Linked DNA regions of Homo sapiens: regions 2 and 3 are each linked to region 1. The links are chromatin loops, found by intact Hi-C in ENCODE. Cell type or tissue: PC-9. All regions are shown on one strand. Region 1 holds the start of MIR200CHG (MIR200C and MIR141 host gene). Region 2 holds the start of ZNF384 (zinc finger protein 384). Region 3 overlaps LPAR5 (lysophosphatidic acid receptor 5).

Region 1 (8,000 bases):
GCAGGTCGCTTATTCATTTACTAGACTGGGCCCTGGGAATAAAAGATTCATTAAACACAATTCTTGTCCCCCAAGTCCTTACAGGAGACATGATTACGGTACAGCACGAAAGCGCCCACGTTAGAGGTTGCACAGAGTACAGAGGGGGAAAGAGTAGTCAGCTCTGCTGGTGACGGGGTTTGCAGTTCAAGGCTTCACAGTGGGTGAGGGTGCATTTCAGCTGTGCTGCGTCTTGTCTTCCTTGTCAGCCTGATTAACTCTCCTCCCCCCAGGGTAGTGCCAGGCTGTACACCATTGCACAGGGCATACAGGGAGGAACATGAAGGAGAAAATGCTTGGGAAAGGGTGTTTGGCCTTGACCAGCCACTGCTGACCTCAATCTCAGACCTACAGATGGTGAATATCTCCCTGCGAGTGTTGTCTCGACCCAATGCTCAGGAGCTTCCTAGCATGTACCAGCGCCTAGGGCTGGACTACGAGGAACGAGTGTTGCCGTCCATTGTCAACGAGGTGCTCAAGAGTGTGGTGGCCAAGTTCAATGCCTCACAGCTGATCACCCAGCGGGCCCAGGTCTGACTCCCACCACCATCTGCGTGGTGTCAGCCTTTCCTTCCTAGGCCCAGAGTATTGGGAATTAGGAAAGGCAGCTTATTAGAAAAGCATTGTCACCCTAGTGCCATTTCCACCTAAAAGCTGTGCTAATTGCCACTGTGAAATAAGGAGAGCCAGCATTAGAACTCGATAGCACTCGGTGTTAGGAAGCACAGAGGAAAATGGCCAAGTCTTGGCTTTTCCTGCACCTCTTCGAGCAGAGAGGCTTATGTTACAGGTTTGCCTGACAGGAAGCTAAGGCAGTGCATGTTGTATTGAGAGTGAAGGGTTAGGGGTCGCAACCTTCCTTTCAGCTCCCCAGTCCCCTCAAACCACCCCTCCCTTCCCCTCTTCACCCCTGCCCTCAGGTATCCCTGTTGATCCGCCGGGAGCTGACAGAGAGGGCCAAGGACTTCAGCCTCATCCTGGATGATGTGGCCATCACAGAGCTGAGCTTTAGCCGAGAGTACACAGCTGCTGTAGAAGCCAAACAAGTGGGTGAGTCGCAAGAGCCGTGGGGTGAGGGCTTCTGAGATGCAGGAGGAGGAAAGACTCCATGGGTGGGGCTCCTGACCCAGGACAGGGTCTCCCTGACTCTCTCCCACCACAGCCCAGCAGGAGGCCCAGCGGGCCCAATTCTTGGTAGAAAAAGCAAAGCAGGAACAGCGGCAGAAAATTGTGCAGGCCGAGGGTGAGGCCGAGGCTGCCAAGATGATATCCTTCTGCTGGAGAGATCTCAGCCCAGCCCCTAGGGCACCTGAGTTCCCCATTCTCCTTCATGGGCAGGCTGATGAGACTAAGGCGAATGCGACTCCGTGCTCTCTGGCCCTTGGCTCCTTGTTGGGGGTGGGGACTACAGATGAGATCTGAAATCTTAGTGGTAGTACCTGAGCCATGACTCCCCACTGTAAGGCCAGATCAATAGCATTGGTGGCCTTGCCTTCATTTCTGGTGCTGCCCCTAGTTCCTGGCAGCAGCCTGCAGGGAGGCCCACAGGTGGGGTCCACGGTAGGGCTGGGCACAAGCCACCTGAGCGCAACCTTGGATCTGACAGCCCAGAGGAGGACTGGAGCAAGGGAGTGTGGTAAGGACAGGGCCAGGGATTGAGACCTGCCCTTGCGTGTACCTTAACCCTCCTCACCTTGGAGAAGCACTGAGCAAGAACCCTGGCTACATCAAACTTCGCAAGATTCGAGCAGCCCAGAATATCTCCAAGACGGTGAGTGTGTCAGCCCAGCGTCTCTGATGGGGCTGCCTTGAGAAAGTGCTTTCAGTTAAGGCACATTGAGGTGAGGGAATTCGAACCTTGCTTGTTCCGGTTTCTACTCAGATTGGCTTCTCTGGCCGGCGCGGTGGCTCACGCATGTAATCCCCGCACTTTGGGAGGCCAAGGTGGGTGGATCACCTGAGGTCAGGAGTTCGAGACCAGCCTGGCCAACATGGTGAAACCCCATCTCTACTAAAAATACAAAAGATAATGAGCCCGCTGTGGTGGCGTTTAGCTATATTCCCAGCTACGCAGGAGGCTGAGGCAGGAGAATCACTTGAACCCAGGAGGCGGAAGTTGCAGTGAGCTGAGATCATGCCACTGCACTCCAGCCTGAGCAACAGAGCAAGACTCCGTCTCAAAAATAAATAAATAAAAAATTGGCTTCTCCGATACTCCTCCTGTCAAGAATGATTCCTCTGGGTTCCCTGACCTTTTGTTCTAATCATAGCTGCTGCTCAGCGCTCTGGATCCCTAAGTGCGAGCAGAAACCATGTGTTACTCATTGCTGCACCCCTGCCCTAATCTGCATGTGTTCCATGTTAAGTAGCTGCTGAATTGCAGGGGTCGGAATTGAGGTCTTTGCTTAATGCAAGCATCTGTCTTATTTCCTGCCCTGTAGATCGCCACATCACAGAATCGTATCTATCTCACAGCTGACAACCTTGTGCTGAACCTACAGGATGAAAGTTTCACCAGGTGAGAGATGTGGCCACACTGTGGGGTATCACCAAGAACGTGGGACCTGAGTCTGGTTGTTTGGGCTCTGGAGCCTGCTACAGCTATTCATATGGCTCAGAGACATTGAACCAAAATTAGAAAAGGGGGTGGTTGACAGTTTCTATCTTGCATCTCATAGGATTGATTTTATGAGATCAAATAGGATTATTCACATAAAAAGCACTTTAATTATAAAGTTTTCATCTAACCAAAAAGTGATGAAAGATGATACTCAGTTTTCTTACTCAAGAGCCCTCAAACTCCTCTGGTGAATGGAGGGATGTTAGGAAAGGAGATGAGAAATAGCAGTGGCCATGAGAACATGCCTCCTCCTTTCATGAGCCTGAGATTCCTGGCTGTCAACCCTGTTTATCTTTTCTCTTGGGAGCAAAGGAGGGTTCAAAGCTGAGTGGGGCCTGAAGCTGTCAATTAACATGTGCATTTCTCTTCTCTGTTTCTTGTTCATCTGGCGATCTGGCACCACAGGGGAAGGTAAGCTGTTGTTGCTTCTGTGGGGTCCTGCAGGCCACCTTCTCCAGTACCCGCCTCCTACCCTACCCCCTTTCCCACCTCCCCGAAGACAAACCCTCAATCAGGGTAGGAGGGTCGTAGAGGGAATGGCCTAGAGTGTCCTGCCTCTCACATTTATGTCCCCTAATAATGTCATTATCTATCTTTTTTTTCCTACAGTGACAGCCTCATCAAGGGTAAGAAATGAGCCTAGTCACCAAGAACTCCACCCCCAGAGGAAGTGGATCTGCTTCTCCAGTTTTTGAGGAGCCAGCCAGGGGTCCAGCACAGCCCTACCCCGCCCCAGTATCATGCGATGGTCCCCCACACCGGTTCCCTGAACCCCTCTTGGATTAAGGAAGACTGAAGACTAGCCCCTTTTCTGGGGAATTACTTTCCTCCTCCCTGTGTTAACTGGGGCTGTTGGGGACAGTGCGTGATTTCTCAGTGATTTCCTACAGTGTTGTTCCCTCCCTCAAGGCTGGGAGGAGATAAACACCAACCCAGGAATTCTCAATAAATTTTTATTACTTAACCTGAAGTCAAGGCTTCACGTGTTCATGAACTGGGTAACTGGCAGCAAGCATGCGCACGTTCACATGTGCGCTCCTGGGTCTGTCTTTGTGTGTGCCAGCAGGGGGCGCAAAAGAATCTGGCTGGGGCGGCTAAGGGGAAGCAAGGCCTGGGCTCCGAAACAGGACCCAAGCTGGGAAGGCTGGCCCTGAGTTCTCGAGGCCCAGCTGTGCTCTTCACACACCCTCCATTTCTCCCACATCACCCATTTTTTTAAGGCTGGACAGCCATGGCTTTGCTGAGCCAGATTAAAAATCTGATGACCCCAACAGGAGCTGCTTCCTTGGCAGCAGGGTTCCTTGTGGCTGTGGGGAGCCTGCCTGTGCCTGTTGAGGCACTTCTGTGCCCAGAAGCCCAGTGGATCGCGTGGCCTGCTGTAGGCCCCCCAGACTCCATTTCTCAGTCACCAGGCGTGAGGAGCTGCTAGCTAACAGGCCTCCCCTGGGGAGGTGGGCTTTTCATGCCCGCAGTTCCGGGGCCAACAGAACAGGTGCCTGTCTGTTCAGTCCACAGATAAGCTGACACTTATCTTCCCAAGACAGGCCTTCCCGAATCTCAGGCACCAGAGAAACAGAGCCACCGTTTATACCTGAATCTCCCACTACTGCCCATTTCCCATCCCTGCGGGGAGACAAGGAAGATGTGGAACTCAGACAAAACATAGGTGCAAAGTATGTCCAGGAACTGCCAAATGCAGATAGGGCAGCAGGTGGATCTGAACAGAGGGACTGGGTTAATCTGCTTCGATTTTTAAGATATTTTTCTCTGCTTGGGGTTGAGTATCATGAAAGACAAAGCAGACGTCGCAGCCCCAATCCTGAGTTGCTGGGAGGCTAAGATGAGATAAACAACTAGACAAAAGACAGGTCAAGTGACTTGGATCAGTCTTCCTCATGTTCCCCTTCACACTTTATTTATTTCATGCTCCCAAGGCGGGAAGACAATGGAGGTGCCTAGGGAACCAGTGTTTCCACATCTTGCTGCAGCTGTAAAGGCAGCCATTTTGTCTCCTTCCCATTGTTCCCCTTTGCCTAGTGATTCGTCCCCCATCCAGAGGGGTGAAGGTCAGAGGTTGTTGGTCAGTAGTCCTCCATGGTCTTCAGGGCTCCCTGAAGGTTACTGCCGAGAGAACCCACCCGGGAGCCATCTTTACCAGACAGTGTTAGGAGCTTCACAATTAGACCATCCAACACTGTACTGGAAGATGGACCCAGGGCCGGCCGACAGAGAACTACGGTGCGCGCTCACCAGTTGCTACAGGGGACCCTGGCCACAGGCCAGGTGAGGTCTCTTGAGAGGGGGCGAGCCAACCCCAAGCTCAAGGTCGACTGTGGGTTCTGGATCCACCAGGTGACAAATCGCACTGGGTGGGAGGAGGGGCTGGGGCCCATTGTGTCCCTTAGTGGCAGCCAGCCAACAAGAACCACCCCTTGTGCAACGCTCTCAGCTCAAGACGAGGGGCTTCCGGGGTGCGTGGGAAGTGGGGAGGGGGCTGCAGCCAGCTAAGGGCTGGGGACCTGAGGCGATGGATGTTGCTGACACAGGGACAGGGGCCTCCATCATTACCCGGCAGTATTAGAGACTCCCAACCGCACCCAAACACTGCTGGGTAAGACGAGGGCCCCCGCCCAGCCCGCCCACCTTGGGTCAGGCAGCTTCAGGCCCAGGATCCCTGCGGAAAAGCTGCAGATCCCTGGCTCCCATCCCCCCACCACCCGAGTCCCTGGGGACACTTCCTGGTGAGCCCTGCTGCCCGCCACCAGCCACACCCTGGGTCGCTGATCACGAGGCCCAGGTTGCAGTCCAAGCAGGCCCTCCGAAGCCCCTCGACCGTCGGCCCGCCGCCTCTGAGCCACCTTCCCCTACCCCCGGCAGCCTTTCCCGACCCGCGACACACACCGATTTACCCACCCTCATCCCCCCTCTGCAGTCCCAAGCTCAGCCCAGGACCTCTCCCCTGGTGGCCTTTACCTGTCACCGGGCCCACCTGCCCCCAGAGAGTGGGTGCTGGGGAGACGAAGGGGCTTTAAGGCCCCAGATTCCACGGCCTAGAGCCCGCCCTGGCCTCCGCTCTTCCTCCTTCCTTCTCCGCCTGCCGGGCAGCCAGCGCAGGCTCCTTACCTGGGCCCCGCCTGCCACCCTGCGCACAGGTGTGTCCTCCTGCCATAGGCTGCCCCCCCACTGCCTTAACCCCTTCCCTCCCAGCGCCAGCCACGGGCACCTCCTCTAAGGCTTGGCCACTCCTCTAGGCCTCCCACCCTCTCCCAGGGGCCTCTTTTCTCCAACCTGCCTAGTCTCACCCCTGTCTCCAGAGGTACAAAAAGCGGGGGCTGTCCTTGGGTCCCCTCCCCACAGCAGATGCTGCCCCCAGGACTAGCCCATTCCTCTGTGGCCTCAGACCCTGCCCACAGCGGAGCTGCAGGCCAGAGAGATCCCTGAGGTCAGCGAGGGGTCAGCTGGGCAGGAGTTGGGCTGTGCCGCCCCGCAGTGCCCAGCCTGTGCTGGGATCCCCTGAGGGAAAGGGGAGGGAGAAGGCCCCGCCAGGCCTGTGAAGGGCAGGCGGGTCCCAGCAAGGTGTCGCTAGTGTGAAGTTACCCACCGCTACCCAGAGACCCCAGCTGGCCCGGAGCATCAGCCTTGCCCCTCGATTGAGGCCTGCAGAGGGAACGATCGCGCTCCACTCTCCGGACCGAGCTGCTCCCGGACCCACCTCACAGCACAGCCCTCAGTGGAGTCCAAGTCCCACCCCAAGGGCAGGTAGCCCAAGGGCGGTTAGAGGAGGTGGGACTTGCCTTTGTGCAGCTGCGGCTTGTATAGAAAGGGCGTTGCTGGGAGAGGGGACCTGGGCCCGACAGGTGATTGCCCCACCCGTGCCCTGGAGGGCCACAGCCCCAGGGAGCTATTGGGTTGCTCAATCCCTCGCTGTTCTCTCTCCCAGGCTTTGTTTGCTTCCTTCTTAATACCCGCCTGCAATTATTTGATGCTTGTGATCGGTTTGTGAATCTGTCTCCCTGACCAGCCTCCTAAGTTCCAGGAGGTCGGGGGACTGTGAATGCCTGTGACGCCGGGGGCTCTGTAAGGATTTGCTGAGTAATGCACGCCCAGCCTCTGGGCTTTGGGACCTGTGCTGTCTCAGCCTTTCCAGGAGTGGGCGCCAGCACTTCCTGAGGGATGACTCCCACCGGCTTTACTCCCCAGGACACCAGTGTTTCAAATAAAGAAGAAACCCCACTCCTGACATGGGGGAAGGAAGAGGGGACAAAAAACAAAGCACTCTTCACGTCAGCCAGCTCTTCAAACTCTGCCCAAGAGGATAAGGGCAGCAGCGGCCTGGATGAGGGGAGGAGCTGGGCGTGCCCGGGTGCTCTGAGGAGCCTGTCCCTGTTCCCGCCAGAGGGGACGCAGCCGGGCTGGCCTCAGGTCTGCGCTTCCGGCTGTTAACTACTCTTCTTAGTTCAGATCTGGAACTCAGCATCAGGGGAGTGTGATCAGGGCCCCCCTGAGGGTGGCCCCAGCTGCAACTCCAGGGTAAGGAGTGTGGGCTCTGGGGTCAGACAGCCTGGGTTCGAATCCCAGCCTCACTGTTCCATAGCCCTGTGACCTTGGGCAAGTGACCAAGTTACTTAGTTTTTCTGTCCCTCAGTTTCCGCCACGGTAAAATGAGAATGACAGAAGTGCCTAGACTGAACTAACGTGTGTAGTCTTTTAGTGCCTGGGCACATGGCAAGCGTGTGATGAGTCACTGTGCCCGTCTTATCGTCAGCCGTCATCTCGGTGCTTTTCACAACCACCCTGTTATGATCGCCCTCCATTTTAAAGAAGGAGACTGGGGAGCTTCACCCACGGTCACCCTCCCACGTGCGAGGCGGAGTCCCGACCCACGTCCGTCTGACGGAAGGCGGAGCTTTCACGCGAGGCACGCACGGAGGCACACACAGTTACCCATCCTGCCCTGCCCTCTGGCCGCCCACTCACTGGGCAAGCAAAGGGCTCAGAGGCGACACACAGTGATCCCAGGGCTTTATTTACAAGAGGAGAAGGGTTGGCCCTGCCTGGGGCCTGGCTGGGCTATATACAGGGTCAGGGAGAGGTGGGGGGGATGCAGCCATTTAAATTACAAAAGAATGGGGCACTCCTAGGTTCAGGTTGTGAGTCTGTCCATCGCGAAATGCTTCCACAGGGTCAGGGCTGAGGCTGCCAAGAGAAGGGAGTGAGGGAGTGAGAGGGTAGCTGGAACCTGGAGGTGGAACAAGAGGGTCTGGGGCAGCTGGGAAGCACAGAATGAGGCTGCGGCCACCCCATCCACCCAGGGAAGGCAGTGGAGCCAAGGACACAGGGC
Region 2 (8,000 bases), 280 kb after region 1:
CCGGAAGTGACTCGGCTTCTGCACGCCCCTCTTTCTCCATTAGCGCCCCCCCTACATTGCTATTTCCCTCCCTCCCCCCTTTTCGTTTCCGGCGCTCCCGCCTTCTCTCCGCAGAGCTCTTCTCTGAGCCTGTTGGGGGGAGGGAGGGGGGCGTGGAGGAACTGGGGTTCGCGGGAGCACGAGCTGCAGCACCACTTCCGGGTGAGTGCAAGGGGAGGGCAGCAAGGAGGGGGGGCCACCCACTACCTCGCGCCCCCGCCCTGCGGGTGTCTCGCGCGCGTTCCGTGCGTGTGAGTGTGTGGGTCTGTCTCGCTCCAGAAGTGCGTGCCCGCGCGCTGCGCCTTGCGCTTTTTCCCCTCCCTCGCCCCTTCCTGGTCCTCCCACCCTCCTCGGCTCCCTCCTTTCCCAGCAAACGCCGCCCCTCCCGCGCCCTGGCTCAGGCTCTGGCGCCGCCGCAGCCGTCGCCGCCCGGTGAGTCTCGCGCCGCTACAGCCGGCGCGCGCCAAGCTGCTTGCTCCTCCCCCCTCCCCTTTTCCTTGGGCAGGCGGGGAAGGGGGGGTCCACGATGTGACTGTGTGTGTGTCCGTCCCGGAACCGGAAGTGGTTGTGGAGGAGCGGGCGATGGGAAGGAATGGGGGGGTTTAGGGGGCGGGTGCCTGTCTGGTGGGTGGCAGAGTTCAGCTCCCTGGAGGGGAAGGAGGGACGTCCCAAGGAAGGGTCTTTGAGAAAGGGGTAGGGGACGACATCAGGAGAAGGCTCCCAGGAACTGTCTCAGGGGAGCGAAGGTTTTGAGGGGACAGCTGGGGTCTCCAGTAGATAGACCACGGTGCAGGCTGAGGGAGGTACTTCTTGGCACAAGGCCTCGGGTAGGCAGGGGGCGAAGTCCTCGAAGAAGTGGGGGGAAGGCTAGAGGAAGTGGCTGGGCCTGAACTGGCACTGTGCCTGCCACAAGGTCTTGTGCATCCCCCAGCCCTCAGCTTTGCCTTCTGAAGCCACTCCTCAGGGGCACAGACCCTCCTCCTCCTCCATCTCTAATGTTCTCTGACCCCTGGTTACCTGTGGCCTGGGAACGAACAAGGACCAGTCTCTGAGCCTAGGAGTGAAACCCAAACGCTGGTGATAGAATTCGTCTTAGTTTCTGGGAATTGGATTTATTTCTCTTGTATCCACGTAGAGGGTAGCACTAGACTGCTGTTATTATATCCACCCGTCTTTGGATTGCTGGCTGGGGGGTCTGCCTGCCTTCCAGACTGACTGCTGACAAATAATTCCTGAGGTTCTCCACAGTTCTCTGGTGGCTGCACCCTGCCTGGCCCCTGTAACCTAGACAATTTGTTTACAGAAAGTTCAGGAGCCCTGGAAAGGAGAAGGAATAAGACGGCAGGAGGAAGAGAGAGAGAGGGTAAGATGATTTTTGGGTTAATGGCTTTTCTGGTTTTGGGGGAGAAGGGGTCACAACCAAATGGGGCGTGTGTGTGTTTCACAATGTGATAGAATACTTAAAGTAATAGCAATTGTAATGCTGAGATTGTTGTGGAGAGAAATCAGTTTTTTTCTATTATCTCTTGAGGGTCAGGAAGTTTTTGTGTAAAAAGTTGGCGCTATCCCCCATCACTTTCCATTCCTACTAATGCTCATCAGGAATGAAATATGAAATGCTCAGGTGAAGCCACTGAATAGTGTTGCCTTGTGTCCAAAGGGGAAATCTTTATTCTGCTTTGGGACACAAAGACCCTAAATGCCAATATAGTCCTTATGGAATTGCTTTCCTGTGTCTGGAACAAGCAGAGCTGAGTTTAGAATGGAGTTCCTATCCCAAATAGTCCAGTGGAGTGTTAGAAGTGGGTCTGTGGAGTGATTAGAATCTGTGACACAGGGTTATTTGAATTTGGTATGGCAAGATGAAATTTTCAGGGGAAAAAAAAAACTGCTTCATGGTTAGTCTGGAGTGAAGTGGATAAAACTGTACGGAGTAGACTCCAGAAGTAGGTCTGGAAGAGTTTCGGGTAGCCTGAAAATGACAGTGAGTGGACCTAAAGAGTTTGAGTTCAGAACTTATGATCCCAGAGGTTGGTTTATAAAATGCCCTGTGGGTTTCTGAGCCAAGTTGTTGATTAAATATTGGGTACATATCTCTTCTTCTCCAGTCTTATTTATTTATTTTGGCCTCACATTCCCCAGATCCATCATTTATAGTGGAACAGACAGGGCAAGGAGAACCACCGTGCCGTCCCTCCCACAGGATGCAGGGTAAAGTGGTCCGGTGGTGCCCAGGCTAGAAGCTGTTGGCCCAGGTTGCCAGCTGTGTGGTGGTAGCAGTCCTGTTTAGTTTGTTTGTGTATGGTGTGATGATGTTTCCCAGTAACATTGGGGTGCATTTGTTCTGAGTTACTTGTACTTGGAAGAGTTTATGGATACTGGCGGGAAAGCGTCACATCCTACTGGGATGGCCCTTCTTGAATGTCTTTAGACCCTGAGAGAAAGAGATTTTGTTTCCTTTTGGAGAAACAAAAAAAACTTTCTCTGTGTTTCTTCATTTCAAGTCTTGAGCTAAGGTAACCTTTCTGCAGTTGTGTGTTTTGGAATGGTTTCTCAATAGCGTCTTAAGTTCTTTCTGTAGTTGAATTCAAGTTGATTGTTTTTTTCCATCTTTTTCTTGTTGATGCTACTTGTAGATGATTTCTAAACCGGAGGCTATAGATTTGTTACTTTTGGGTAGTTCCTTTGTAATTATGTAGTCCTTATGTAATTTTCACTAATTGTCGCTAATAGTCCTCATCTTGTGGAAGTGTTTCTGTAACTCTTCTTTTCAGGAGCACTTGGGGCATTTCATTCTTTCTCTTTTTTGTGCTGCCTTTATCTCATCACCATATGCCTTACAAACTTATTTATACAGGCCTCATCCTCTTCCATCCTCCATCCTGATAGAAACCTAGTAAAATGGTTAATTCATCCACTTAAATAGTTAAGAGTCATCCACTGATATAGGACCTAGAATTAGAATTCACAAGTCTTGGCCGGGCACGGTGGCTTACGCCTGTAATCTCAGCACTTTGGGAGGCTGAGGAGAGCGGATCACCTGAGGTCAGAAGTTCAAGACCAGCCTGGCCAACATAGCAAAATCCCGTCTCTACTAGAAATACAAAAATTATCCAGATGTGTTGGCAAGCGCCTGTAATCCCAGCTACTTGGGAGGCTGAGGCAGGAGAATTGCTTGAACCCAGGAGGTGGAGGTTGCAGTGAGCTGAGATCACGCCATTACACTTCAGCCTGGGCAACAAAATGAGACTCTGTCTCATAAAAAAAGAATTCAGAAGTCTTGATTCCCAAGGCCATTCTCTAGCTACTGAACTTGATGAGTGTATTTCATGGTTTTCTAAGGGTTGGTTGTGTTAAGGGAATGCTGTTTTCTTGGGGAAAGAAAATCATGCTTTATTTGAAAAAACAACAGTAAAAAAACAATTAGTGGGTTCTGGGAAAGAGATGGTGGTCTTCACCATATCTGCCAAAAACACCTGCTGGAGGCCATGTCATCTTTATCCCTGGATGGTTGGTAGCATTACGGAAGGATGTGGTCAGATAGACAAAGCTCTGGGCCAAGAGTTCAAGTCCTACCGTGTTTCACGACTATTATTAATACTTGATAGTGTCTCTCTTCTTTATCTCCTGAGGGCTTCTGAGATTTGAGATTGGAGAAGGAATATGTAGTTCCTTGTGTCTCTTAAGAGAAAATTACTCTCCAACTTAATTAGAGTAAACCTGCCTTCTTTTTTTTTTTTTTTTTTTTTTTTTGAGACTGAGTCTCGCTCTGTCGCCCAGGCTGGAGTGCAGTGGTCTGATCTCCTTTCACTGCAACCTCCACTCCACCTCCCAGGTTCAGGCAATTCCCTGTCTCAGCCTCCTGAGTAGTTGGGATTACAGGCGCATGCCACCATGCCCAGCTAATTTTTTGTATTTTAGTAGAGATGGGATTTCACCATGTTGCCCAGGCTGGTCTTGAACTCCTAAGCTCAGGCAGTCCACCTGCCTCGGCCTCCCAAAGTGCTAGGATTACAGGTGTGAGCCACCTCGCCCAGCAGTAAACCTCCCTTCCTATTAACAGAACAGTTGAGGCTTGGTGCAATAGTAAAGTTGATATGAGAACCCAGATTTTCAGCCTGCCAGCATTTTTCTTTCCACCAAATTATATCTTTCCTTCTCTTCTGTTTTTTCTTTCCTTTCTATTTCTTTTTCTTTTTTTCTTTTTGAGACAGGGTCTCACTCTTTTGGCCAGACTGGAGTGCAGTGGCGTGATAATGGCTGACTGCAGCCTCGACTTCCTGGGCTCAAGCAATCCTCCTGCCTCAGCCTCCCAAGTAACTGGGACTACAGGTGTGAGCCACCATGCCCGGCTACTTTTTTAATTTTTTGTAGATACAGGGTCTCCCTATTTTGCCCAGACTGTTCTTGAATTCCTGGGCTCAAGTGATTCTCTTACTTTGGCCTCCCAAAGTACTTTCTTTAAATATATAGGCATAATCATTAAAATTGGCACTCTCTGTGTAGACATGAGTTTTCTGTGTAACATCAGTGGGCTTCTTTGGGTGATAAGAATGTTGATATGTGCCTGATTGAATGTTGGGATGATTTGGAGAAATTTCCTCCACGAAAGATAGAGTAAGCGGTAAAACAGACAGTAAGCAGATATTTGAGTGATCTGGCCCCAGAACGCCCTGTTACACAACTCTAGGGGGCGCCATTTACATTGTATTCTAGCAATAGTTTTGATTCTTAGCTCTCCATTGATCTCATTTCAGGAGTACAAAGATGAAGTCAGCCTCATCAGTAGCACAGTGGCATAGCATTTCTCAGGTGTCATTTTGCTGGTAAAGGTTGCTTATAGTTGGATGAGCAGTTCTCTCTGTGGTCTCCCTTTTGGGCTGACCTATTTATCGGAAGCTGGTAACGCATATGTAGTGTCTTGTCCTTGGACCAGACACACCAGTTTATTGGATGCAATAAACTAGGCATCCAAGTAAGTGGAGGGGCTTTTTATTTATTTTCCTTTGTAAAGTCCGGCCTCTTTATTCAGGCTCTGTCATCCTAAAGTAAGTTATCTTGGTAGCTAAGTGAGGTTTCACAGAATAAGGAATATGACCTTGAACTGCATGTCATTTTGCTGTTATCAAAAACTTCAATTTTGAAAACATTTTTTGAGAACTAGCTGGAAAATAGTTCATTCCTGGAAATATTCTAAATTTTATTTCCTGGATCAAGCCATAACATCAGAAAGTGTGTACTACAGTTATATGGTTTTGGTTCCTTGTAGAACCCCTTTCCTTAACTTGCCCTTTGGTGCCTGGATTCACATTCCTGCTTTGCTATTTACTGTTGGACTCTGTGCCTCCAGTTTCCTCATTTCAAATGGGAATTACAGTACCTACCTCATTGTTGCAGGGACTAAATGATGTAGTAGTTGTAAAGTGCTTAGAACACTACCTTGAACACAATAAGTGCTTAATAAGTTTTAATGATAATGATAGTGGTGATATTGTCCACCAGTTTTTTTTTTTGAGACGGATTCTCACTCTGTTGCCCAGGCTCGAGTGCAGTGGTGCGATCTTGGCACACTGCAACCTCCACCTCCCAGGTTCAGGTGATTCTCCTTTCTCAGCCTCCTGAATAGCTGGGACTACAGGCGTGCGCCACCATGCCTGGCTAATATTTGTACTTTCAGTAGAGACAAGGTTTCACCATCTTGGCCAGACTGGTCTTGAACTTCTGACCTTGTGATCCACCTGCCTTGGCCTCCCAAAGTGCTGGGATTGCAGGCATGAGCCACCGTGCTCAGCCTCCTCCTTCCTACGTTTTCACATCCATAGTGCATTTACTTTACTTCCTTGATTCTTTTTTTTTTTTTTTTTTTTTGAGACAGGGTCTTGCTCTGTCACCCAGGCTGGACTGTGGTGGTGCAATCTCGACTTACTGCACTCAGGTGATTCTCCTGCCTCAGCCTCCCAAGTAGCTGGGACTACAGGTGTGTGCCACCACACCTTGCTAATTTTTGTATTTTTATTAGAGATGGGGTTTTGCCGTGTTGGCCAGGGTGATCTTGAACTCCTGAGCTCAAGTGACCCACCTACCTCGCCCTCCCAAAGTGTTAGGATTACAGGCATGAGCCACCACACCCAGCCAACTTCCTTGATTCTTTTGGGAAAATTATACATTGGCCCTTTCTTTCGTTTATTCTCCCTCCTAATTATTATTTTTAATCTTTTTTATTTTATTTTATTTTTTTTTTGAGACAGTCTTGCTCTGTTGCCCAGGCTGCAGTGCAGTGGTTAGATCTCGGCTCGCTGCAACCTCCACCTCCTGGGTTCAAGCAATTCTCCTGCCGCAGCCTCCTGAGTAGCTGGGATTACAGGCGTGTGCCACCATGCCTGGCTAATTTTTGTATTTTTAGTAGAGATGGGGTTTCACCATGTTGACCAGGCTGGTCTCAAAGTCCTGACCTCAAGTGATCCACCTGCCTCAGCCTCCCAAAGTGCAGGAATTACAGGCATGAGCCACCACACCCATTCTCTCCATCTTAATTCTCTACTTAATTCCCACCATTTATCACCACTCTTATCTCTTGTCTGTCATTTCTTTCCACTAGAAGGTTAGACAGGGATTATGCATTGAGACTTGAACCCCTAGCATTGTCTGCAAAATCTATATGTAGGTAGTCTACCGTTGTTCAATTCATTAAATATGTAATTGTGTCTTAGGTGATAAAGTCGTATGTTGGGGATATTTGTAAGATACAGATGTAAAAGATGTGATTGCTCCTTCCCAAAAAGTTTGGCAAGATTGAATTCTCTTAAACTGTGATCTGATTGTATCTTGATTCTGTTGCCTGAAAACGTGAGACTCCCATCTTTGCTTTGTTTTGTTTTTTGTTTGTTTTTGAGACAGGGTTTCTCTCTGTTACCCAGACTGGACTGCAATCTCTACTGACTTCAGCCTCTGCCTCTCGGGCTTAAATGATTCTCCTGCCTTAGCCTCCCAAGTAGCTGGGATTACATGCACCTGCCACCATGCCTGGCAAATGTTTGTATTTTTTGTAGAGATAGGGTTTCACCATGTTGCCTATGCTGGTGGACTCAAGCAATCTGTCCACCTCAGCCTCTCAAAGCGCTGGGATTACACACATGAGCCACCGCAACTTGCATGTTTTGTTTTGTTTTGTTTTGTTTTGTTTTGTTTTGTTTTGTTTTGTTTTGTTTTGGAGTTGGGGTCTTGCTCTGTTACCCAGGTTAGAGTACAGTAGTGTGTTCATAGCTCACTGCAGTCTTGAACTCCTGGGCTCAAGCAGTTTTCCCACCTCAGCCTTCCAAATACCTAGGATTATGGGTATGCACGACCGCACTCACCTCTTTTTTTTTCTTTTTCTTTTTTTTTTTTCAATTTTTTTTTTTTTAGAGACACGGTCTCAAATATATTGCTTAGCCTGGTCTCAAACTCCAGACCTCAAGTGATCCTCCTGCGTAGGCCTGCCAAAGTGTTGAGATTACAAGCATGAGCCACCACACTCAGCCGTAAGACCCCTTTGTAAAGCTATGGCTGGAAGGACCAAGTTAGTACCTGTATCAGATACTGATTAGTTTTATTGTGTTTTATAACTCAGAAAACAGAATTGATGTATACTTGATCTTTGGTCATTTAATAGCGAGCCTGTTTATGTGAAGCTGTTGTAGTCACAGATTTGGTACATTGCACCCTCGCTACTTTTTAAAAAGGCTGAAATACAGTTTTTCCCTTTATAGATTTTATGAAAATTGGGGGTGCTGTTTAATAGAACAAAAAAAGTGATGTTTTCTATAAAAGGATAAGGAACAGAGTTATGTTAGAGTAATTTTCAGCTTCGGCGCCTTTGTTGAAGATCCTTCCCTGTTTCCTTAGTACTTAAAACTGAGTTTCTGTGCCCAGCCTACCCTTTAGCTCTCAGTATCTTAGTGTTTGCCTCCAGTGTATCCTCA
Region 3 (8,000 bases), 350 kb after region 1:
ATTACAGGCGCCTGCCACCACGCCCGGCTAATTTTTTTTTTTTTTTAGTAGAGACAGGATTTTGCCATGTTGGCCAGGATGGTCTCAACCTCCTGACCTCAGGTGATCCGCCCACCTCAGCCTCCCAAAGTGCTCGGATTACAGATGTGAGCCACCACGCCCAGCCTTATTTTTATTTTTTATTTTATTTTATTTATTTATTTTGAGATGGAGTTTCACTCTTGTTGCCCAGGCTGGAGTGCAATGGCGCGATCTTGGCTCACTGCAAACTCCACCCCCCAGGTTCAAGCAATTCTCCTGTCTCAGCCCCCTGAGTAGCTGGGATTACAGGCGCCCGCCCCTATGCCAGGCTAATTTTTGGTATTTTTTTTAGTAGAGATGGGGTTTCACCATGTTGGCCAAGCTGGTCTCGAACTCCTGACCTCAGGTGATCCACCTGCCTCGGCCTCCCAAAGTGCTGGGATTACAGGCGTGAGCCACCGCGCCTGGCTATTTTTATTTTTTGAGACAGAGTTTCACTTTTGTTGTCCAGGCTGGAGTGCAATGGCACAGTCTCAGCTCACTGCAACCTCTGCCTCCTGGTTTCAAGCGATTCTCCTGTCTCAGCCTCCCGAGTAGCTGGGATTACAGGTGTGCACCACCACGCCCAGCTAATTTTTGTATTTTTAGTAGAGATGGGGTTTCACCATATTGGACAGGTTGGTCTCGAACTCCTGACCTCAGGTAATCCACCCGCCTCGGCCTCCCAAAATGCTGGGATTACAGGTGTGAGCCACTGCACCTGGCCCTGTATTTTTTTGTAGAGATGGGGTTTCGCCGTGTTGCCCAGGCTGGTCCCCAACTCCTAGGTTCAAGCAATTGGTCTGCCTTGGCCTCCCAAAGTGCCAGGATTACAGGTGTAAGCCATTGCACCCAGCCAAGATTAATTTTTTTGAAGTCACACAACTAGGCAAGTTAGCAAAACCAAGATTTAAACCTAGGCATCCGAGTCCCTGCCTTCAAACCTGGGTGTTTAACACTATACTATATAGTCCTGCCGTAGGAACCTATTCTAGCCCAATGGCAGACTTGAGGCTGAGAAAAGATTCAGAAGGCCTGCCAGTGGAGCTAAACATTTGTGTGTGCAGCCCTGTCTCTGTATAACTTCCGGCTTGCCTTCCTATTCCAGGTCTCTGCTGCTGATGAAGCTGTGACCAAACGCACCCAACCCTTGGCAGCCATCTGTCCCTGCAGCCATAGCCCACATTCCCATGACCTCCCTCTGCTTGTTTTGGGACCATGTCTGTACAGCCTCTAGGCCCCAGCCCCGGAGGTGAATGCCATGCCATGATTCTGGTGTGCTCCATGGCATCCCCAGCCTAGCTCCCAATCCCACTTTGGCACGATGTTAGCCAACAGCTCCTCAACCAACAGTTCTGTTCTCCCGTGTCCTGACTACCGACCTACCCACCGCCTGCACTTGGTGGTCTACAGCTTGGTGCTGGCTGCCGGGCTCCCCCTCAACGCGCTAGCCCTCTGGGTCTTCCTGCGCGCGCTGCGCGTGCACTCGGTGGTGAGCGTGTACATGTGTAACCTGGCGGCCAGCGACCTGCTCTTCACCCTCTCGCTGCCCGTTCGTCTCTCCTACTACGCACTGCACCACTGGCCCTTCCCCGACCTCCTGTGCCAGACGACGGGCGCCATCTTCCAGATGAACATGTACGGCAGCTGCATCTTCCTGATGCTCATCAACGTGGACCGCTACGCCGCCATCGTGCACCCGCTGCGACTGCGCCACCTGCGGCGGCCCCGCGTGGCGCGGCTGCTCTGCCTGGGCGTGTGGGCGCTCATCCTGGTGTTTGCCGTGCCCGCCGCCCGCGTGCACAGGCCCTCGCGTTGCCGCTACCGGGACCTCGAGGTGCGCCTATGCTTCGAGAGCTTCAGCGACGAGCTGTGGAAAGGCAGGCTGCTGCCCCTCGTGCTGCTGGCCGAGGCGCTGGGCTTCCTGCTGCCCCTGGCGGCGGTGGTCTACTCGTCGGGCCGAGTCTTCTGGACGCTGGCGCGCCCCGACGCCACGCAGAGCCAGCGGCGGCGGAAGACCGTGCGCCTCCTGCTGGCTAACCTCGTCATCTTCCTGCTGTGCTTCGTGCCCTACAACAGCACGCTGGCGGTCTACGGGCTGCTGCGGAGCAAGCTGGTGGCGGCCAGCGTGCCTGCCCGCGATCGCGTGCGCGGGGTGCTGATGGTGATGGTGCTGCTGGCCGGCGCCAACTGCGTGCTGGACCCGCTGGTGTACTACTTTAGCGCCGAGGGCTTCCGCAACACCCTGCGCGGCCTGGGCACTCCGCACCGGGCCAGGACCTCGGCCACCAACGGGACGCGGGCGGCGCTCGCGCAATCCGAAAGGTCCGCCGTCACCACCGACGCCACCAGGCCGGATGCCGCCAGTCAGGGGCTGCTCCGACCCTCCGACTCCCACTCTCTGTCTTCCTTCACACAGTGTCCCCAGGATTCCGCCCTCTGAACACACATGCCATTGCGCTGTCCGTGCCCGACTCCCAACGCCTCTCGTTCTGGGAGGCTTACAGGGTGTACACACAAGAAGGTGGGCTGGGCACTTGGACCTTTGGGTGGCAATTCCAGCTTAGCAACGCAGAAGAGTACAAAGTGTGGAAGCCAGGGCCCAGGGAAGGCAGTGCTGCTGGAAATGGCTTCTTTAAACTGTGAGCACGCAGAGCACCCCTTCTCCAGCGGTGGGAAGTGATGCAGAGAGCCCACCCGTGCAGAGGGCAGAAGAGGACGAAATGCCTTTGGGTGGGCAGGGCATTAAACTGCTAAAAGCTGGTTAGATGGAACAGAAAATGGGCATTCTGGATCTAAACCGCCACAGGGGCCTGAGAGCTGAAGAGCACCAGGTTTGGTGGACAAAGCTACTGAGATGCCTGTTCATCTGCTGACTTCTGTCTAGGCTCATGGATGCCACCCCCTTTCATTTCGGCCTAGGCTTCCCCTGCTCACCACTGAGGCCTAATACAAGAGTTCCTATGGACAGAACTACATTCTTTCTCGCATAGTGACTTGTGACAATTTAGACTTGGCATCCAGCATGGGATAGTTGGGGCAAGGCAAAACTAACTTAGAGTTTCCCCCTCAACAACATCCAAGTCCAAACCCTTTTTAGGTTATCCTTTCTTCCATCACATCCCCTTTTCCAGGCCTCCTCCATTTTAGGTCCTTAATATTCTTTCTTTTTCTCTCTCTCTCGTTTCTCTCTTCTCTCTCCTCTCCTCTCCTCTCTCTTCTCCTCTTCTCTCTCTCTCCCTCTCTCTCCTTTGTCCAGAGTAAGGATAAAATTCTTTCTACTAAAGCACTGGTTCTCAAACTTTTTGGTCTCAGACCCCACTCTTAGAAATTGAGGATCTCAAAGAGCTTTGCTTATATTTTGTTCTTTTGATACTTACCATACTAGAAATTAAAGCGAATACATTTTTAAAATAAATACACATGCACACATTACATTAGCCATGGGAGCAATAATGTCACCACACACACTTCATGAAGCCTCTGGAAAACTCTACAGTATACTTGTGAGAGAATGAGAGTGAAAGGGACAAATAACATCTGTGTAGCAGTATTATGAAAATAGCTTGACCTCGTGGACTTCCTCAGAGGGTTGGTCCCTGGATCACACTTTGAGAACCATACTTGTCCTGAAGTATTGGAGTTCATGTCTAACTTCTTCCCAGGGCATTATGTACAGTGCTTTTTATTACTGTGGGGAGAGGGCAGTGCTAAATAAATTAATCACTACTGATAGTCTTCATGGCTCAGGGTTTTCCTGCGGCCCTAGGAGTAGTACATAAAATGGAACACTACCCTGGGCATATCAGAGCAGCAGCCCTGGGGCAGGGATGGAGACTGGGGGGTGGAACTAGTCATACACTCAGGCAGAGGGGATGGGGCTTCTCTGGGGGAGGGAAAAGGGAACTGTGCCACAGCCAGGAGAGAAAAGTTTATGGGGAAGTTAAGAGTGAGATGGGAGGACAGGAATAGGCTGTCCATTCTCAGCACGCTGGAAGCAAGGGAAATGGGCCACCTACTAGTCCTTCCCTCTTTTTTTTTTTTTGTTGAGACAGGGTCTCGCACTGTCACCTGGGCTGGAGTGCAATGGCGCGATCTCAGCACACTGCAACCTCTGCCTCCCGGGTTCATAGGATTCTCCTGCCTCAGCCTCCCAAGTAGCTGGGATTACAGGTGCACACCACCACACCCGGCTAATTTTTTGTATTTTTAGTAGTGATAGGGTTTCACTATGTTGGCCAGACTGGTCTCGAACTCCTGACCTCAGGTGAATCTGCCTGCGTCCCAAAGTGCTGGGATTACAGGCATGAGCCATTGTGCCCGGCTATTCCTTCCCTCTTCACCCAAGTTGGGGGCTCGGAGGGGCTGCAGAGTTGGCACTTGTGGACATCTTCAGACCCTGGCATTACTGAAGGAGCTGTTGCCCTGTGTGCGTCCTATAGCATTTCTGTCCCTATGTCTCAATACTGTATTTTTATCTGTGTGTGCACGCACTCTGTGTGTGTGAGAGAATGTGTGTGTGTGTGTGTGTGAGAGAGAGAGAGAGAGAGGTGTGTGTGTGTGTGTGTGTGTGTGTGTCAGGGTTCTCCGTTTGTGTCTGTTTTAGTCCAGGGTAGCCTTTTGTGTGTGCCTTTATGCCAAGTGCTCCAGATGGTGATTTACAGGGGTAAAATGACCCCTGGTGGCCAAATCAGAGAACTGACCCAGATTCCTCAGGGATAGCCATGAAATCTGGGCCTTTCTCCATCTGGGTGGAGATTGGAGCCTGGAGCCCGGCACTTACCTCCAGCCGCTCTGGAAGAGGCCTGGTGATTAGCACCTGCTCCATCTCTCTTCATCTTCAGGGTTCAAGACCTGTGCCCTTCCTGTCCTGAGAGCACTGGCAGCGCCAAACCTCGTAGTCCAAAATCTTAGCACTTTGCCCTATTCAAACAGAATCAAACACAATTTTTAAAGATTACTTGAGTACTTTTATAGGCAGGTACGTGAGTTCCAAAGTAATTACAACTCACGGCATGTATCACTTTTCAACATACTATATAATTTATTTATTCTAATTTTTATAGTTTATCATCTCCGCCACCCCGTCCTATATCCTAGGTAGAATGTAAGTTCTGTGGGGGCATGGATTTTTGCTTGATTCTCTGATGATCCCCAGCATCTAAAACAGTGCCTGGCACAGAGAAAGTGCTCAGTAAATATTTGTTGAATGAATGAACAGTCAGATCTTGCTGTGAAGTAGTTTACAATCTAGTGAGAACCATAGAACAAGTAAACAAAAACTATAATGCCAGGCAGAAAACACAAGAATGCAGGGTAAGGTGCTGGCAGTTGGTTTAGTGGGCAATGGGAAGCCCACGGAGGCTCCTGAGTGAGGTTTTGCTCACACTGACAAACTGTGTGGAATAAACTGTAGGAAAATGATGGGGGGGGAAAGTCTAAAGAAACGAAAGACTGGTCAGGGGGCCATTACAATAGCCCAGGACAAGTGTGGCCATGGCCTGTGGAAGAGCTAGATGGCAATACATTGTCTCTGATGTGAAATCTCTGGTGTCAAAGCCCTGGTGGACTATTTCCCCCCATTCAGATATCCAAAGGCTTTCCATCAAGAGAACAGAGAGGCAAGAATAGATTAGGCCATTTTCATAGGGTTCCCCAAGACTAAGAGAGCAATATGAAGTCCAGAGCCCTCACCCCATGCCCTGAAGCTGCTCTATTTAAGGTCTATGAAAATCCAAAGATAGAGAAGGGGAAAATCTTAGACAGACGGGAATGAGCATTAGCAGTTTTTGTTGTTGTTGTTGTTTTTGAAATGGAGTTTCACTCTTGTTGCCCAGACTGGAGTGCAGTTGGTGGTCTCTGCTCACTGCAACCTCCGCCTCCCAGGTTCCAGCTATTCTCCTGCCTCAGCCTCCTGAGTAGCTGGGATTACAGGCGCCCGCCACCATGCCCGGCTAATTTTTGTATTTTTAGTAGAGACAGGGTTTCACCATGTTGACCAGGCTGGTCTTGAACTCCTGATCTCAGGTGATCCACCCACCTCGGCCTCCCAAAGTGCTGGGATTACAGGCGTGAGCCACTGCACCCGGCCTTTTAGCAGGTTTAAAAAATACTCTTCTGTATGCCAAGATTTCAAGTTAGCGCTTAAGATGCATTATCTTCTTTATTATATTAAATAATATAATCTGAGTTGGAGATGATGTTCATCCCTTTTACAGATGAAACACCCTGGAGAATCTGAGGTCTTAAGGTCACACAACTAGAAAGTGGCTCAGTCTGTAATTTGGCTCCCAAACTCCTGCTTTTTGCAGTATACCTCTCCTTCCTGGGACTTTCTTTCCTGTTACATACCACCCCGGGTTTCCTTCCTTCTCCTCCCCTCCTCATGTAGCCACCTCTTTCAACTGCCTGGCTTGCCTTGAATCTGCTGCATCATCTTGGTCCTCCTCTTCCCAGTTCTTCCTCCATGCCCCTAATCCACTTGCCCTACAGCACACCCGCCCCTTCCCTCTCCGTTTGTCTCAGCCCCCTGTTTATTGAACACCATGTGGCTGTAGGGGTTGGGGAGGTTGAGAGCTGGCTCACTCAAGGTTCTAATTGTGTTGGGCCCTAAAATACACCACATCGAGGGCCCACACACAGGCAGAATGCCTTAAGACTTCAGGCAGTTGGCCATGACTCCCCTCCCCCAGCCTGTGATGTACCCTACATCTCCAAGGCAGCACTCCTGATTGTGTACACTGAGCAGGGACCATCCCTTGGTTCACCCTTCCTCAAAGTCTGTCTCCTCGGTAGGATGGTCCCTCCACATGGTGAGAGGAGCTGGGAAGAGTAACAATCATTATTATTATTTTTTTTTTTTTGAGATCGAGTCTTGCTCTGTCACCCAGGCTGGAGTGCAGTGGCACGATCTCGGCTCACTGCAACTTCTGCCTCCCAAGTTCAAGTGATTCTCCTGCCTCAGCCTCCCGAGTAGCTGGGACTACAGGCACGTGCCACCACACCCAGCTGATTGTTTTTATTTTTAGTACAGACAGGGTTTCACCAGGTTAGCCAGGATGGTCTCCGTCTCCTGACCTCATGATCCGCCCACCTCGGCCTCCCAAAATGCTGGGATTACAGGCATGAGCCACCGCTCCTGGCCTTAATTTTTTTTTTTTTTTTTTTTTTTGAGACAAGGTCTTGCTCTGTCATCCATGCTGGAGTGCAGTGGTGCCATCTCGGCTCACTGCAACCTCCCCCTCCCAGATTCAAGTGATTCTCCTGCCTCAGCCTCCTTAGTAGCTGGAATTACAGGCGTGCGTCACCACGCCCAGCTAATTTTCGTATTTTTAGTAGAGACGGGGTTTTACCATGTTGGCCATGCTGGTTTTGAACTCCTGGCCTCATGTGATGTGCCTGACTCTGCCTCCCAGAGTGCTGGGATTACAGGTGTGAGCTACCACACCCGGCCACAATCATTAATCTTAAAACAAATTTAGGAGAGCCAGGGCAGAGGTAAGGGATATCAAAGGAGGGCAGAGATTCTTCCTTCTTGGTCCTCAACCATCCTGAAGATGGAATTCCCTCGAGGCTGCCACCTGGAGTCCCATGGAAGAAACGGGGAACGGAAGGTTAATCTCACACAGGAAGGCCCTGGACAAGTTGGGGTAATTCTCACCATGTTGTCCTTGCCAGAGGAGCACGGAAAGTCCTGGAAGGTGAACTTTCTCACTCAGGGTTTGGGGAATCCCAAAGGCTCCAGAACTTTGGAATCAAACAAATCTGGGCATTAATTTCAACTCTCTCACTTCTTGGCAATGTGGCTTCAACAAATTTCTTGACCTCTCTGAGCCTCTGTTTTCTCCCATTTCTCTGTGAAATGGGGCTCATAATATCCACTTATTGGGTTATTGTGAGGGTCAAGGAGCCCACCTTTGAAAGGTACTCTAGATGCCCCA

Evidence for each region. Peaks named below come from ENCODE experiments on the same cell type or tissue, not always from the same donor. Only the 100,000 strongest peaks of a DNase experiment are listed, where the experiment ranks them.
Region 2: a loop joins it to region 1, with 3 times the contacts of the local background. A loop is called at or near these places in 8 of 110 quality-filtered maps.
Region 3: a loop joins it to region 1, with 2.3 times the contacts of the local background. A loop is called at or near these places in 4 of 110 quality-filtered maps.

Annotation. Positions count from the first base shown.
Region 1 is chr12:6,960,981-6,968,980 of GRCh38, reverse strand. PTPN6 (protein tyrosine phosphatase non-receptor type 6) reads right to left here. Exons shown (of 16, transcript NM_002831.6): 16 at 7,665-7,855. It overlaps PHB2 (prohibitin 2), which reads left to right. Exons shown (of 10, transcript NM_001144831.2): 4 at 386-570; 5 at 960-1,089; 6 at 1,202-1,305; 7 at 1,733-1,810; 8 at 2,481-2,557; 9 at 3,065-3,070; 10 at 3,269-3,654. The coding sequence ends at 3,296. It overlaps MIR200CHG (MIR200C and MIR141 host gene), which reads right to left and starts at 5,736. Exons shown (of 2, transcript NR_135032.1): 1 at 5,633-5,736; 2 at 4,534-4,780. It overlaps MIR200C (microRNA 200c), which reads right to left and starts at 5,282; the gene lies at 5,215-5,282. It also overlaps MIR141, LOC105369634 and SCARNA12. RefSeq lists enhancers at 1,418-1,918, 3,990-4,039, 5,822-6,623, 6,865-7,074, 6,883-7,401 and 2 more. In PC-9, CTCF peaks have their summits at 3,516, 3,716 (motif pointing right), 6,748, 6,949 and 1 weaker place; DNase peaks (open chromatin) are centred at 3,720, 5,840, 6,640 and 7,400; H3K4me3 peaks cover 5,835 bases; H3K27ac peaks cover 6,070 bases.
Region 2 is chr12:6,681,569-6,689,568 of GRCh38, reverse strand. ZNF384 (zinc finger protein 384) reads left to right here and starts at 194. Exons shown (of 12, transcript NM_001385745.1): 1 at 194-471; 2 at 1,343-1,402. RefSeq lists silencers at 76-155, 236-345 and an enhancer at 1-342. In PC-9, a CTCF peak has its summit at 4,728 (motif pointing right); DNase peaks (open chromatin) are centred at 528 and 4,766; H3K4me3 peaks cover 2,896 bases; H3K27ac peaks cover 1,447 bases.
Region 3 is chr12:6,614,633-6,622,632 of GRCh38, reverse strand. LPAR5 (lysophosphatidic acid receptor 5) reads left to right here. Exons shown (of 2, transcript NM_020400.6): 2 at 1,169-3,798. The coding sequence starts at 1,385. The coding sequence ends at 2,503. It overlaps LOC105369631 (a long non-coding RNA gene), which reads right to left. Exons shown (of 4, transcript XR_007063192.1): 2 at 7,721-7,806; 3 at 4,844-4,983. Among named protein-coding and RNA genes, the nearest start is that of CHD4, 11 kb to the right of the region's middle. RefSeq lists enhancers at 1,730-2,250, 2,251-2,772. In PC-9, CTCF peaks have their summits at 4,502, 4,758 (motif pointing left) and 7,918; a DNase peak (open chromatin) is centred at 4,752; H3K27ac peaks cover 229 bases.